Linked DNA regions of Homo sapiens: region 1 is linked to region 2. A link is a loop called in an ENCODE intact Hi-C map of the cell type or tissue named here. Cell type or tissue: IMR-90. All regions are shown on one strand.

Region 1 (8,000 bases), 160 kb after region 2:
TGGTCCCTGCTTTAAAAAGCCTCTGGGCACAGGAACAGTAAAATTATTCAATAAAATACTTAAATCAATTGATACCACCATGTTTAAAAACACAGTCTATCACCAAGGGACAGAAAATGCCATGCCTAGTGTGAGATTCTTTTTGGCTACACAAATTTTAAAAGGCAGGTTTTACACTGGATTTTAAACATATGTAAGCCTGGGTCTGGTTGAACTAGTGAAGACAGATGGCATGATTGAAGAGACACCCTTCTCCTGATTTGGGTGGGCAGGTGGGTGGCTAGCAGCACTGTTGAAATTATCATCCAGGCTAACCTGCATCCCTTGTTCACTGTGCGCTAGGCACTCTTACTAGGCTAAAAGACTTATAATACCGACGTCATTTAATTATCACAACAAACCTGTGAGGTAGGTATGACTGTTATCCCCATTTTACAGGAGAAAAAAACCAAGGCACAAACAGAGGCACAAAAAGGTCAAGCCAACTGTCTAATGTCACACTAGCTGGTTTATGATAAACCTGGGATTTGAACCCACGCACTTTGGTTCTAGAGCCTGTGCTTTTGCTTTTAATTTTTGCATTTCCATTCTAAACTGACTACAGTCATTCATTTGGTAACATATTTAATGAATTATATACATGATATGTTTATGTTTGTGTATGTATCTTACTATGTGCCTGGCATTTTATTCAGCTGAGCTCTGGAATGCAATCAAAGTCCAGAACACATGTGGCTCCTCAGTTCAGGCTGAACCCAATTCCAGTTGACCCCAATTCAGGTTGACCCCTAATTGTATGGGTCTTGGATTTGTAGATAAACCTGATGAAGGGGCCACATGTCAACAAGTTATGTAATTGCTGACAGAGGCATTTCAGGCTGGGAAATCTTTTCATTCTTTCCATTACATGGGTTCTGTGCTATTAACATTTAATGACATGTTGGAGGTGCGTTAAAATTTATCACTGTGTAGACGATACAAGAATGGCCCCAAGGAAGCTGATGTTATAAAAGCAGACTGATGGAGGGAGAATCAAAAGATAAGGAGGTAACTTGAAAAGTATCTTCCATATGGATTGCTCATATTAGCTGCATTCTCTCAAGGATAGAAACTAAATACAGCAAGCAAAAAACCCCACTTTAACAGAATCCATTTAGAGATCCTATTTTGGATATAAGGATTTTTTATGAGGAGATGAAGTGGCTTGTTTCAGAGAGGTACTGTTTCAACAGTAACAGTGGAAACAAGGAAGGCTTCATTTGTGCAGTCTAGTTGAAAGCTCATCAAACTTATACAAGTGCAGAGACTATGAGATGGAAAGACAGTTGCATTTCAAAGAAGACCAATAAAACAACATCACTTTTCATTGTTTGCAGCTTTATAGTTTCTAAACCACTTTCTCATGCTGTATCAAATCTATCTCGCATGCATCCTCTCTTCCTCGTGGGATTCTCTCATCTGCCTGAGAGTCTCTCATCCTTCCCTGTCCCCTGCTTGCGCTGAAGTTGCTTGTTCTGAAGTAGCTGTCACTTTTGAAGCCAAAGGGTTTTGGGTGGGGCTGCAGGGTTTCACCACTCATGGTCAATCTGGAGACTCTGTCTCTTCCAGACACTCCCAGGCTTGGGTGAAATGTCATACTAAAGGACAGAGGAGTTGATTTCAGGGGAGACTGGGGAGACATGGGTAAAGATAAGGCAATATGGAAGCGTGGGGCGGTAAAATCTCCAATGGGTGAATATTGACCAATGTTCTGTTCTCTCTTGATACATTGCTTCAGGGTAGAGTTTCTCCATGTAAGATGTCCTGTGTGGTCCAATGGATGCTCTTGTCAAGTGACCAATGTGTCCCTTTGTGGCTTCACACGAAGCAGTAGTCAATGTAGGAGCCCACCCGTGTTTTATTTCTTCTCATTCTTTCTGTTTTTTTTTCTTTCCCTTTTCCCTCATTCCCAATGCCTAGGGATTGTACCTCCTACTTAAAGCACCAGCACTTGATCCCTGCCTCAGGCTCTGTTTTCTAGGAAATTGAGTCTATACATATTTTATTTCAAACTCTTGCCAACATTTTGACTCAGGCAGGTATTTTTGTTGTTGTTGTTATTGATCATATTTTAGAGATGAAAAAGCTAAGGCCCAGAGAGTTTAAGCGACTAGCCCAAGACTACATTCATTCATTCATTACTTCATTTATTTAGCAGACATTTTTCAAACACTGTCTGTGTGCCAGGCACTGTTCTATGTGCTGGTGGTGACTAAGAGAGACAAGGTTATGCCTTCATGAAACTTAAATATGAATTGGTGGAGACAGATGGTACATAAGTAAATACATCAATCAACAAATTAGGGCAGTGGTAAATTATATTATTCTATTCTATACAACAGGGTTTTGTGTTAGAAAGTGGAGGGAAGGCAAGGAGAGCTAATTTATAATGTGATCAGGACAAGCATTTCTGAAGAGGTGACACATGAGCTGACGCCAGGGCTAGGTTAGAACTTCTAGAGGCTCTAAAAACTCATAGTTCCCCATCCCTGCTTGTGTATTGTAATTCGAATAGAAACAGTACCATGTTGTGTAATGAAGTCCAACATAGAAGGTGCCTGGTAAATATCTGCTAAATGAATGAATTAATGAACAAATGACAGATTCTTATTTTCCCCATGATGACTACTTGGATTTTAAAAATATATATCAAATTTCAAATTCTCCTCCCAACCCCCCAAAAAAACCTTTTTCTGGGAGAGTGTTCCCTATTGAGTAATGCAGTATTTGTTAAGGGTGAAATGATTAGCAGACTACAGACACTTTTAGGACATTGTAGGCAGAGGGAACAGCATGTACAAAGACAATGAAGTATGAACCAGCCTGAGTGACTTAAAGGAACAGAAAGATAGGCTGATGTGTCTGGGGAGTAGCAAGTGAGAGGGAGAGAGGTGTGAGATGGGGTAAGAGAGATGGCAAAAGCCAGATGATACAATCTTGAATTCCATGATGAGGGGTTAGGATTTTATTTTAAGGGCAATAGGGAGCCATAGGAAGATTTTTAGCAGGTGAGCGACATGATGAAAGTGATTGCTAAGTGGTAATTCTAAGTCTAGAACTCAAACCTCTGACTCCTGGACCTAAGTATTTCTATACTAAGCAGGTGTCAGAATTGGAACCAGGGGCTAAAGTCTGAGGCTCCCACTCCTGTGATAGAGTGAAGCCTAGCTTCATAGTCGTGTCTTGTAATATGAGGCCTTCAGATGACGCAACAATATGTCTCCAACTGTACCCTGTTTCCTGGCAATAGATAGTATGAGACAGACTCATGAAAGCACATCTGCTCAATTGGGCCTGTGTTGTTCCATCTATAGACTGGGACTGATGTAACCTCTCACCCATATAGGGAGGTGGTGGAGTGGTGACTCACAGGTCATCAGGACAGGAAGCATGTGATGTTGGGACTGCTGAGAATCACCAGTGGTTCTCATCAGTCTGAATACTCCAGTCGTCAGAACAGCAACATCTATCCTGTCATTAAAGAAGTGAACATTATGGAGAAAGTGCTTCATCCAGTGTAAGAGGGCTATGTGGTTATGTGCAGTAACAAGGGAAAGGCCAGCAGGAGTCTCATGGTTTTAAACATCATCCAGAAAAATGGCAGGGAAAGACTGGTAACCACCATCTGATGAGTAAAGTTTTATTCTGTTACTGTTTGTTGCTTTTGCCTGAAAAGGATGGAGGATTTTCTTAAATGGGACACCTTTGCGAAGAATTCTGAGATTCTCAATAAATGGGCACGTCAGTGCATATGTCGGGGGTCACTATTCTGAGGAGGATTCAGGACTTATCCATAGGCTTGAAGCTTTTCTCTCCCTTTCCCTCCCAACTTCCATTTTCTTAAAAGAGAACTCCAGTCTGGAGACACAAGCTCCTGTTTTCTCAGCGATGCCTCTCTCCAGGGAGGAGAGTGGGACCAGGCAGTTCTTGAGGCCTTTGGTAATTCATGCACCTTGTGCTTTTGCACCGTAAGTGCACGAATTCCCAACACTGACACAGCCATCCCCTTAACTCCCTAGCCTGTACCCCAGAGCAGCTGTGCTTTCTTCTGGCTCTGCAGATATCAATTCCTAAATAGGATGCCTTGAGGACATCAGAGAGACTGCCCCCTCCAGCTGATCACTTATGTGACATTTTGATGTTATTAATGTGTGTTCATCTGCTCCCTTCCTTCTCCCAAAAGGAGACAGGGAGAGAAACATTATTGAATAGAAATGCGGGGACCCACGGAGTGAGCATGCAGGAGGGGGAAGGGAGAGAGGAAATTTAAACTGGAGAGAGGTTGATGGAGCTGAGGGACGTGGAGAGGACTCCAAGGGGAGTGGGTAAACGACAGTTTGTGCATCACAAATCACACCTTCTCTCGAGTCCAACTGTTTCACCATCCTGCCCCCACCAGCCCGGCGCCTCTTAGCAATTCCCCGGCTGTCAGCTCTCTACCTGCTTGGCTCTGGCTGCTCTGCTCAGAGCTGCTCCCCTGGGCCTCCCTGGCTTGTCAGTGGGCTGCGTCAGCATCACGCCACACTGTCTCCCGTTGGCCCGGTGATCAACGCCTGACGGGCCGGCCCTCTCTCCCCTCTCAGCTGGGGCCAATGGGAGTCAGGGGAAGGTTTTGGTTACAAACGAAAATAAAATAAATAAGTCATACTCCTGCACTCAGGAGTCTGGGAAGAACGTCTTCATGGCCTCATAAATAATCTTTCCTTTTAAATCTGTCCTTCTTCTTCTAGATGTGCCTCCCACCCGCCCTCCACCCCGGCCCCCTTGGGCTGCCCCTTACAGTGCAGGGAATACAAAATGAGAGGCTTAGATTTAGACTTGGTGTTGGTAATAGCACCTCCCACAAAGGCATTTGTACCGTGTGTGTGTGTGTGTGTGTGTGTGTGTGTGTGTGTGTGTGTGTGCGCGCGCGCGCGCACGCAGGAGCACATGCACAGAAGCCAGCAAGATAGAATTCATGACAGTGTTATACTGATCCCACCCTGACTCATGGTCTTCTGACTTTTGCAACAAGTCACCCAGCCCCCTCCCAGGTTACCCCTCGACCCTGTCTTCCTACCCCAAAGCTCTCAGTTTATTTATTTCTTCCCATTACAGGGAAGCTTAAATGTGGGGATTAAATGGACTACCCTATTTTAAGATGCCTAGAAGTTTTTCTTAAAATCCATATCTATATCTCTCTTTATTGGACATTTAATTAAAGTTCATTCACTTTGAATCTTCTGCTTAAGACATTGTCCTCTTTTTCAAAACATATACCTTAAGGTAGGGGGTGTTATTAATCTCGTACCTTGAATGTGAATAAAAGTGCTTGAAAATTGGACCTCAGAGGGTCAGGAGAGATGGCCAGAACTCCTGAAGACCCCGTGGTTGTGGGGAGGAGGGGTGCATGCTAGAGAAAGTCTAGGGGGCTTTGCTGGATTGCCTAGGGTTGCCCAGGAGCTTTCCTAAGCATGATTCATCTTGGTCATCAGGCGGGTGTCCTCTGAGCAGATGCCGTGGTGGCATGAGGAGACAACCATGGGCACAGGGGCCAAAGAGTTAGAGGGGAGCTGGGGAGGAGAAGCATTGAGAAATTAATGCTCAGTGCACGAGAGGCCCCCAAAGTGGTCAGTTTTTTCTTGAAAAGTCTTCATTTTAGACCAGGGTGGGCAACCTTCCTTGGCCACTCCTCCCACACTCCCTTCCTTGCCTCACTCCAATGCACACTGCATGAAGAGAGTGGGAGTTTGCCCTCTATTGACTGCGTCCAGAGAGGGTCATCTGACCAGTCTTCTGGTCTGTTAAGGGGTCCAGGTGCCTGGTGTGCTACGTGAGGTTAAGAAGAAAGAAGAGAATGTGAAAAGATTAGATTTTTGGAAATGTTGCCCAACTTCTGCCAGATGGGAACATTGAAGGCACTACATGGCCATGGGCTTTCCTCTGAGAAATGCCAAGATGGAGCCATGTTGGTTCAGAAGGACAGACAGGCAAGATATCTGCTGCCATTTAATCATTATCTAGGAAGATTTCACAGTGTTCAGAGCCACACACATTTTTATCTCTTTGATCTCTTTCTAACTGCTTCCTCTGCATGGTTGCCATGCTGAGGCAGTGGTGAAGTTTTTATAGACTGTACTTTTGGTGGGTGGAGTAGCTTCCAGATTGGGTTGTGGTACAAGATGCAGAAGACTTCATCGCAGAGCCTCTGCATAGAGGTGGATTTGCCATGAGGCTAGTGCATTTTAAGCTTCAGGGCCTTTCACTTCCATGGGCTCTGTCCATGGCTCTGAAGCTGGCCAAAGAATAATCACACTTGAGGATACATTTTGCCCTTGGGAGGAAAGACTCCAGGAAGAGATCTAGGTAGGCTCTGTTTCACCAATAAATTCCAGGGTCCTGTGTACTTGGAGTGAGATCAAGAAGTAGGGGGCATGGGTTTTGAGCAGACATGTCTCCTAGCCCTGCAGATTTCTTGCCCTGTGCAGAGAGACACCAAGGGCAGAGGAGCAGAATGTATTCCTGTGAAGTACAGGTTCCCTCTTGCCTGGATGGTTCTGATGGTATCCCGATACGATGTCTGAGATTAGGAGTATGTGGGTATACAGGGAATAACAATATTTCAAATAGAGCCAGAAGTTAGCTTTTGGAAAATTATTCCACATCTTACACTTCATATGTATAAAAGAAATTTGATAAGTTCCCCAAGATTTGACAACTATCCTAATAGTTTACATGAGAATGACTTCTGGAACTAAAAAAAATAAAAAATTTTTTCTAAACCGTCAATAATAGAAGGTGAATTTTGGTCAATGATGCTAGAGGAAAGACTGAATTGCTTTTGAGTTTTTCCTATAGGAAAGAATTTACAAAATCCTTGTCATGTGAAGAAGTTACTAAAGAGCATGCAGCAAAGATTGTAGAGGAACAAGTATTATAGGCATGTGAGGATGTTAATTAATAAAAACATTACTTTTTTGGTATTTGTGATGTATTTGATATTTTCCCACCTTATTATTTTATATTTAGAGACAGTGTCTTGCTCTTTTGCACAGGTTGGAGTGCAGTGGTGCCATCATAGCTCACTGCAGCCTCAAACTCCTGGGCTCAAGTGATCTTCCTGCCTCAGCCTCCTGAGTAGCTGGGACTACAGGTGCAAGCCACCATGCCCAACTCATGTCCATTTAAAAAATTAATTACATTTTATTTCCTCATTCTAAATAAATATTCTCTTTTTGTACCCAATTTATATTTTTAGCTTAGCATTGTTTTCCCTCAGAGAAGCTTTGAAGTTTTATAAACTTCAAGTCCCATAACACCTGTACCTGCCCCTGACACCCTAATCCTTTTTGGGTAACAGTATTCAATGGCCTTCATTTCCTAGCCTGGCAATGAGAGAAAATTTTTGTAATGACTTCATATCCTCAGCAGGTTGGGTCACATAGGCTGAGCCCAAGTTTAAAAATGTTTATGAGACCTGGGATGTTTAACAAACTTGCAAAGCTCCATGATCTTGAATAAGTCACTCAACATTGTAGATTTTAGATTCTTCATCTGTGAAGTAAGAGGGTCAACAAAATGTATTCTAGTTGGCTCTCCGCCACTAATATCCTATGCTTTTTCCACTGAAACAGAATCTGGCATTGGTAATCAGTGGTGGAGGAATACCCCAATATAAGCTGAGAACTGTAGGTATCAGTTATCATCCATACTGACAACTAGATCCCCAGATTATGTCTTTCCTAAGCAGCATCCAGTCCCACAACTTCTTCCCATATTTTACTTCAATATAGGTGCAGCTTACAATTTACGTGACATACATGTTTCTGTAGAGTCATATTTTTCTGATTCAGAATATGTAATGAAGGTACTAGGGAAGCATTTAAGAAAAAAAACTCTATCATGAATTTCTTATTGGCAAATGTAAGAAAATATGACCTTAAAAAGCATTATTCAAGTGGGTTCCATCTACACAAAGATAT
Region 2 (8,000 bases):
AGCGGTATGATGAGAGTGGACTTGCTGCTTCTGTCATTTTTCTCAAATTCTTTCAGCTGAAAATATTCTGGGATAGTCTGTCCTGAACCCCATATCGTAACTTATATATTAAGTATATAAAAAAAAATTTTAAGTAATGGTTGCAGTAGCAATCAGTAATCAATCAAGTCCATTAAAAATAAAAATTGTGGCCGGGCCTGGTGGCTCATGCCTGTAATCCCAGCACTTTGGGAAGCCGAGGTGGGTGGATCACCTGAAGTCAGGAGTTCAAGACCAGCCTGGCCAACATGGCGAAACCCCATCTCTACTAAAAATACAAAAATTAGCTGGGTGTGGTGGTACGCATCTGTAATCCCAGCTACTGGGGAGGATGAGGCAGGAGAATTGCTTGAACCTGAGAGGTGGAGGTTGCAGTGAGCTGAGATTGTGCCATTGCACTCCAGCCTGGGTGACAGAGCCAGACATTGTCTCCAGAAAAAAAAAAAAAGAAAATAAAATTGTAAAGAGTTTTATTTCCTTTCTCCCAACCTCTATCTTTTAAAAAGTTATTATTTGTTATATAAGATATGATTATATAGCAATAGCTTCCTTTTTCATAAGGTCCCCTTTGAATAACTCTTTCATATTTACTGTATATCAAATGCTGCATCGTCTGATGCTATCTTGGTCTTTCTAGCATACATTTCTTTTGTAGACTCTGAATACTTAACACATGTCTTCTGATTTATGGTTATTTTAAAAAATCTTGGTGAGGTAGGAGGAACAAGTATCATTGTCTCTTATTTATGGAGTATTAAAAGGTAAAGAGGGTTTAAATGGATTACTTAATGCCACAGACTTTATCCAGGAAAAAGCTTTGAGTAAGATCCCAGGTTTTCTGCTTCCTAATTCAATGTGCTTTCCGTTAGCCTGTTTTAATCATTTTAAATGTAGATTTATATAAAAACTTCCTTTACAAAAACTTCAGGTGCTTTAGAGATAACCTGTAATTCAAATAATGCCTAAAACCCTTGCGGGATGTTGTAACGATGACAGGATAAAGTGGAAGAAAAGTGTATGGGAAATGAAAAGGAATACGTCAGAATTAGTGCTCATAAACTTTGTCCCCTGCCCAAGTGCTATTTAAATTTCCTGAGCTTTGTGGATGTTAAAGAATAAATATGTGCCTCACAATTCTCAGAGACAGAACCAAAAAGGATGTAACTTAAAGGTCTACAGAGTGCAGGCAACTAGTGAAAACCGGTGAGATGAGCTGGGTTCATGTCAGGGAGGGGTAGGGATAATGGCAAACAATAGTGATGTGCTCTCTGTAAAGGGGCAGTCACTCATCAGTTCCAGTGGAAGGATTGGCCCAGTCACGCCAAGTCCTCTGACTTTACTGAGAAACCCAAAATTGGATTTTTATGTAAAATATTTTGATTAAAAGAACAAACAATGCAGGCCACATTAGTATGTCTGCAAGTGACTTATGCCCCACAGGCCTCAGTCCACTCTTGGCATATTTTTGACTTTTAACTATTTTCAGATTTAGAGCTCCACTAAGAATAACAGTTGATCTGTTAGGTGGAAAGGTTCCTTTCACTTGCAAATATTCCTGAAGATGGGTCTTGAAGGTAGCTTGATTCCTTTCTTTCTTTTCTTTCTTTTTCTTTCCTTTTCTTTCTTTCTTTCTTTCTTTATTTCTTTCTTTCTTTCTTTCTTTCTCTCTCTCTCTTTCTTTCTTTCTTTCTTTCCTTCTTTCCTTCTTTCTTTCTTTCTTTCTTTCTTTCTTTCTTTCTTTCTTTCTTTCTTTCTCTTTCTTTCTCTCTTTCTTTCTTTCTCTCTCTCTCTCTGTCTCTCTCTCTCTCTCTCTCTATCTTTCTTTCGAGACAGAGTCTTGCTCTGTCGCCCAGGCTGCAGTGCAGTGGCATGATTTCGGCTCACTGCAACCTCCACCCACCGGGTTCAAACACTTCTCCTGCCTCAGCCTCCCCAGTAGCTGGGATTACAGGCATGCGCCACCATACCCGGCTAATTTTTGTATTTTTGGTAGAGATGGGGTTTTACCATGTTGGCCAGGCTGGTCTCGAACTCCTGACGTCAGATGATCCACCGGCCTTGGCCTCCCAAAGTGCTAGGATTACAGGCATGAGCCACCACGCCCAGCCAATTCCTCTCTTTTTACAAAAGTACTCCCCAACCTTATTTCTTTAAAAGGCATTTCCTTTGCTTAGGACTGCTGTCTACCCACTGTTCACATCACAGCTCCTGTGTAGGTGTGTCCTCTCACAGCACGGGGGCTCATGACACAGGCATGCAGGCAGCAGGCTTCTGTTCAGTGGTTCAGGAGTTGTCACTCAGGTCCAAGAAAACTGCTTTGCAGCATCTACCCTTGGCATGGTAACTCTTATTGATAGCCTCCTCTTGGTCTGTCATTTCTCTGTAATTCCTGCCCTGCAGGAAACCAGAAAGTGATTTTCTATGCACAACCATGAACCATGTTTTTACCTAAAAATATATTTATGAACTGATCTCTTGTTTCCTCCAAATATTAAACCCTTTTCCTTAGAATGGAAGAGGACAGTCATTTCTATAAGATCATGTTCAGATTAGAGACGCAAACATTTTCTGTCCTAGAGTTCTTCGAAGTTTACTGTCATGAGAAAACATTTCTTCCCTGAGGAATTGAATTCTGAAAGTTCAGGAGCCCAGTAGCATCATAATTTTTTTCCATTCATTTCTTCCAGTGCCCTATAAAACAATCGCAAAAATAATACAAACTCGATCCCAAATTAGATATAAAATATGCAAAGGTGTTGTGCTATGTAAGTAATGTACTTATTATCACATATGCGATGCAAATGGATGCAACATTCTACAGAATACTTCGGGAAAATAGAGAACGTAAAAATGTTCTGATTTTAATCACAAAATAATTCTATTCAGAAGTTAGCCACGAGAGGGCAGCATTGTCTACACAAACACAGAATGGCGACTGCATTTGAACCTCAGACATTTTCGTGAGGCTGTTTCACCATTTGGTTTCAATCACAGGGAATGATCATAGAAACAGCATCATTGATGCTTAAATTCACAGTTTTTAAAATAAAAACTCTAATCTCTTCGTCTGCGCAACCATTAGGACAAGGCTAAATATCGTGGAACAATGACACATATTTTTCTTATATTTCTCTGTCTTTTCCAGCATGTCTTCTTTACGCTCTACGCTCCGTTTCTGTAGTTTACTTACTTTGAAAAAAAAAAAAATCACCCGACTATTATTATGATTCTGGCCACATGAATCCCAGTGAGCATCAATTTCTTTGTCTACGGAACTTTTTTTTTCCCCTGGAGTCTTGCTCTGTCGCCCAGGCTGCAGTGCAGTGGTGCGATCTTGGCTCACTGCAACCTCCGCCTCCCGGGTTCAGGTGATTCTCCTGCCTCAGCCTCCTGAGTAGCTGGGATTACAGGCGCCCGCCACCATGCCCAACTAATTTTTGTATTTTTAGTAGAGACGAGGTTTCACCATGTTGGCCAGGATGGTCTCGATCTCTTGGCCTCGTGATCCACCTGCCTCGGCCTCCCGAAGTGCTGGGATTATAGGCGTGAGCCACCGCGCCCGGCCATCTACAGAACTGGTAAGCAGTCTAGGGTAGTAAATAGAAACAGGGCCCCAGCTGTGGGCAGGGGCTGCTTCTGCCACTTCGAGATTTGCTTTTCCCCATAGATGAACTGAAGGTAATAACAGCATCTGCCTCTCACTGTGCTGTTGTGAGGATGCACTTTATAATGGATTTCATAAGGTGCCTGGCACATAGAAAGTGCTCAGTAAACATTGCGGTAACAGTGGTGGACTCTTTTTTTTTTTAATTGAATGAGTTGTCAACATTTAAAAATCTGGAGAGCTCACATAAAAATCCTCACTGATCAGTTTTGTCCACATATATTACTTGCCCGGCTTCTGTGGGCACGCGGGTTGTGGTCCTTCGTGAGCCCTTCCATCTCCCACCATCTGTTTATTGCCTTTAGATGATGATAAAAAAAAACTGCACCATGGCCAGCAAGAACAGCTGTAGGAAGGAAGACTTCAGATTTTTTCTCCAAGTTGCAGAAGATGATTGTGCTCAGTCCTAACAACTCTCTGTAGATTCTTTTATCTGAGCAATCCAAAGCCCTTAGCGCTGCAGTTTAATCTAATTTGTTTCTTTTGTCAGATTTCATTTTGAGGCTGAAGCCTTTGAGAGACTAGCAGAGAGCATTTCCTATGGGAAATTTGGTTTCATTCATTCCTAGGTGGCAGGTTGGGGGGTCAGGATTGTCAAACTGGGGAGGACATCTGATGCCTGATGGTAAAACAAAAAGCCACCAGGGACAGGCTTAGGACAGTTCCACTGTGACATCCTTTTTCCTTTTTTCCCCTTCACTTCCTCAGCCCCCCTACCCCATGTGTTAAATGGGTTTTCTTATTTTTAATCTTAAAGAAAAAGAATTTGTGTTTATAAAATAAGATTTAAAAGGTTATTTCCTCCTCACAGTGGGAATCCAGGGAGATAGCTTGGCAGCCCCCAGGAGCTCAGGGAGGAACTCAGCAATCCTCTCATCTGTCTTACAGAACCGTGCTAAGTTACCAAAGGAAACCACCACTCATTTATCTAAACCCTTTGCAGTTAAATGCTCAGAGACGAATGCGCTTGTTGCAACTGCTCTCAGGGTGGCAGCAGACACTCAGAATGGTGTTTCGATTTAACTTATTGCATTTCAGCTAATTGAAAAGCAGAGCACATCGAAGGGCCTCTGTGAGAACACTTTTCAGACTATAAATCGGGGCTGGAGGAGATGTTTAATTAAATCAGTCCTGAGGTCACAGGAAGGAAAAGCAAACCTCTCCCTCCCAGACTTGACCTGGTTCACGTAGCATGGCAGCTGGAGAACTTGGAAATGTGTTAGTAGGACTAATGTAAATATACCAGATTAAAGCACTTCCCCGCCAGACTACGAAGCAAGAAATCGGATCTAGAGACAGACAATGGCTCTGACCTTCCAGTTTAATTCTGTATGCAAGAAACACACAGATGAAGATGGCCGGAGAGGCCGAATTGCTACGTTTCAGATTGCAGTGCGAGGACAGACTTTCTTAAAAGAGCTTATTTCCAAAGAATTCTGTTATTTGCGAGCAGGGACTTGGGAAGCCTTGAGTCAGTCCTGGGTCAGAACTGAGTGTTTGAAGGGGTGAATCATTAACTAAAACCCAACAGTTCATGAAGGAGGAAACCTAGTTAGAATTTGGGATCCTAGACAGGACACTAGCCAGGTGTCATCTGCAACAAAGGAAAGCGTGGCCAACCCAGCGTGGCCCACACAGGAAGGCTCCACACAAACCTATTGGTCTCACTTTTCTTGCTGAATTCTCTCTCAGGTTCATGGGCTTGTATGATGAATGTTCATGCAACATCTCTCAACAGCCTTCTCTCCCCATCCTTCCCAAATTTAAAGATAGGATCACGTGACAGAAAGAAAAAGAGCAGAATGTAAATGTGAAATCATAGCATTTGAAGGTGTGATCTTGGTTTTTAGCTAGAAGACGAGGAAGCTGAAGAAGTAACTAATTCAGGCCGGGCATGGTGGCTCATGCCTGTAATCTCAGCACTTTGGGAGGCTGAAGTAAGCAGATCTCTTGAGCCCATGAGTTAGAGACCAGCCTGGGCAACATGGTGAAACCCTGTCTCTACAAAAATGCAAAAATTAGCCGGGAGCAGTGGTGCACTCCTGTATTCCTAACTACTTGGGAGGCTGAGGCGGGAGGTTGGCTTGAACCTGGCAGGTGGAGTTGCAGTGAGCTGAGATCACACCAGATCTGCACTCCAGCCTGGGCAATAGAGCCAGACCTTGTCTCCTTAAGATAATAATAATAATAATAATAAAAGTAATTAATTCAGTCCAGCCAGTCAGCATAGGGAGCTAGCATGTTGGTCATAATTGCATGGCCCAGTCTGGAGCACATAGGTTCCTGTGATGAGCATCATGATGTGAAACAAAGCAGTCAGTGCCTTGGAATCATTACCCACTCCCCTTGCATCTCTAATCGTATATTGATTATGCTTATTTTTCATTCATAATTTTCTATGACTCCTTATTTCCCATGATACATCCAATTTCCCATGAAAGATCCATATCAGTCCTATTACCCCTTTGGATCTATTTGTTTGCTGGATCAATTCTCATTAAGACTTTAGTTTCACAGTTGTGGGAGGAGGGCAGGAGAGCTGTAGGGGAGGCATTTATTCACTTCTCCTGGTATCTGAGCAGGTAGACACAAAAACCTCTCCCCATGCCGTTTTTTCCTTATCTCTTCCTCTTGGATACTTTCTTGGTTTCCACTCTCTCCTCCTGTTTTCCTCTCCCTTCCAGACTGCAAAGAGGACCTGAAGGATGAGATCAGGGTTTGTGATAGAGGTCAAGCGTCTGCCTTACCTTAGGCAGCTGCCCCTTATCCCTCTTCCTGTTCTAATGATCAGCAAAGGAAGGAGCAGATGAGGGATCAGAAGAAGAGAAATAAGGACAGCAAAGCCAAAAGGTCCTGCAGGACAGGGGGTCTGGAGGCAGAAACTTGAGATCCAATGCTGAGATGGATGAGATGTTTGACTTGAGCAGTCATTCACCTCTCTGGGCCTCAGTTATCACAGCTGTAAATCAGAGGAACAGATTGGACGTGCTCTAAGCCTGGCTCTGGGGTTCTACGAGTCTATGAACTAGGAAACAGCAGTTTACAATTTGAAAACGCTGCAGGATGCTTGTAAAGTTAATTTACAAAAAAAAAAAACAAAACCAATAGCAACAACAACAAAACCCTTCCTGTGATATATGTATTTATACCCCATCACTGATACCATTATGTATGAATAACTTACTAGAACCAATCAAAAAAAGAAAAGAAAAAGCACCGAAGGGCAGAATGATGAAGTTGGCGATGATGCCACCAGCTCATTCTGGTGAGTGAGTGATTTGTTTATTTCCTCTGTGCTTGGGGTTGCCGCTAAATCTGGGCTGGAGAAACCAGTAAATATTTTTAATGTGACAAGAAAATCAGAGCATTTGGTGCCTTACACATTGTTGTTACTACAAGTTTTATTTCTTCTTTTATTGTTGGCCATAACCTTTTGAGCCTGATCTGGTACAAGAGCCCTGTGCAATCCCAAAAAAGGTGAGAGGCCAGATGTAGCCATCTCTGTGTGCTGGGCCATCTGCTGGTAATTCATGAGACAATGGCCAGGGCCCTTCTGATACAGTGCATGGAGCCGATTTGTTACACAATTCAAAGATATTTATTTTTATTCTGGTCTTACCATATATATCTTAGCCTAATCATGTAGAGGGGTTCAAAACCTCTTTAGACCAATACACATTTGCACCATTTACATTGTGCATCTTGATCTGCCCACTAGCAAGTTTGTTATCTTCTCTCCAGAGCATCAAGTAAAGGAAACACACACACACACAGAAACACACACACACACATACACACACCCTCAAACCATCTGCTCATCCTTGTGAAAACCTAATAAAAGTAACAGCAAAGAGAGGCAGGGTTTATTCAATTTTGTCTAGATCTGGGCAACATTAATTTCCTTGTCTCAAGACAGCCTATATCAGAGAAGGATTTGATAAAACTCAGGAAGGACAGAAGCAGGACTGGTGAGGTTCACTTAATTACTCCTTGTGGCACAGAGACAGTTAAACTTAAAAAAAAAATTGAAATGCAATCCTGGCTCATGTTACCCATTAGCTGGGTATATTGACCAAACTTATAGTCAGATAATGCAAACAATAACAAAGTTATTGATTGAGGAGATGTCAGGCAAATAGGTACTTATCATGATGCTGCTGATAAGCTCTGGATTTCCCTGCTATGGCAGCGACAGAGGCCTATTGATTTTGCAGTTGGTCATCTGTGGCTTCCAGCTGACATGGGATCTGTGGCTGATTCTATATGCAGGAGCTGCACTCATAGCAGGACACCGCAA

What was found. Peaks named below come from ENCODE experiments on the same cell type or tissue, not always from the same donor. Only the 100,000 strongest peaks of a DNase experiment are listed, where the experiment ranks them.
Region 1: it touches region 2 in a loop (7-fold over the local background); 2 of 110 quality-filtered maps call a loop at or near these places.

What each region holds. Positions count from the first base shown.
Region 1 is chr2:207,307,010-207,315,009 of GRCh38, reverse strand. No RefSeq gene overlaps it. Among named protein-coding and RNA genes, the nearest start is that of MIR1302-4, 42 kb to the right of the region's middle. RefSeq lists an enhancer at 3,905-4,654. In IMR-90, a CTCF peak has its summit at 3,584; DNase peaks (open chromatin) are centred at 3,399, 4,569 and 4,959; H3K27ac peaks cover 2,039 bases.
Region 2 is chr2:207,470,024-207,478,023 of GRCh38, reverse strand. No RefSeq gene overlaps it. Among named protein-coding and RNA genes, the nearest start is that of CREB1, 56 kb to the left of the region's middle. In IMR-90, CTCF peaks have their summits at 2,955 (motif pointing right), 4,687 and 7,240 (motif pointing left); DNase peaks (open chromatin) are centred at 2,973 and 4,693; H3K4me3 peaks cover 181 bases; H3K27ac peaks cover 1,015 bases.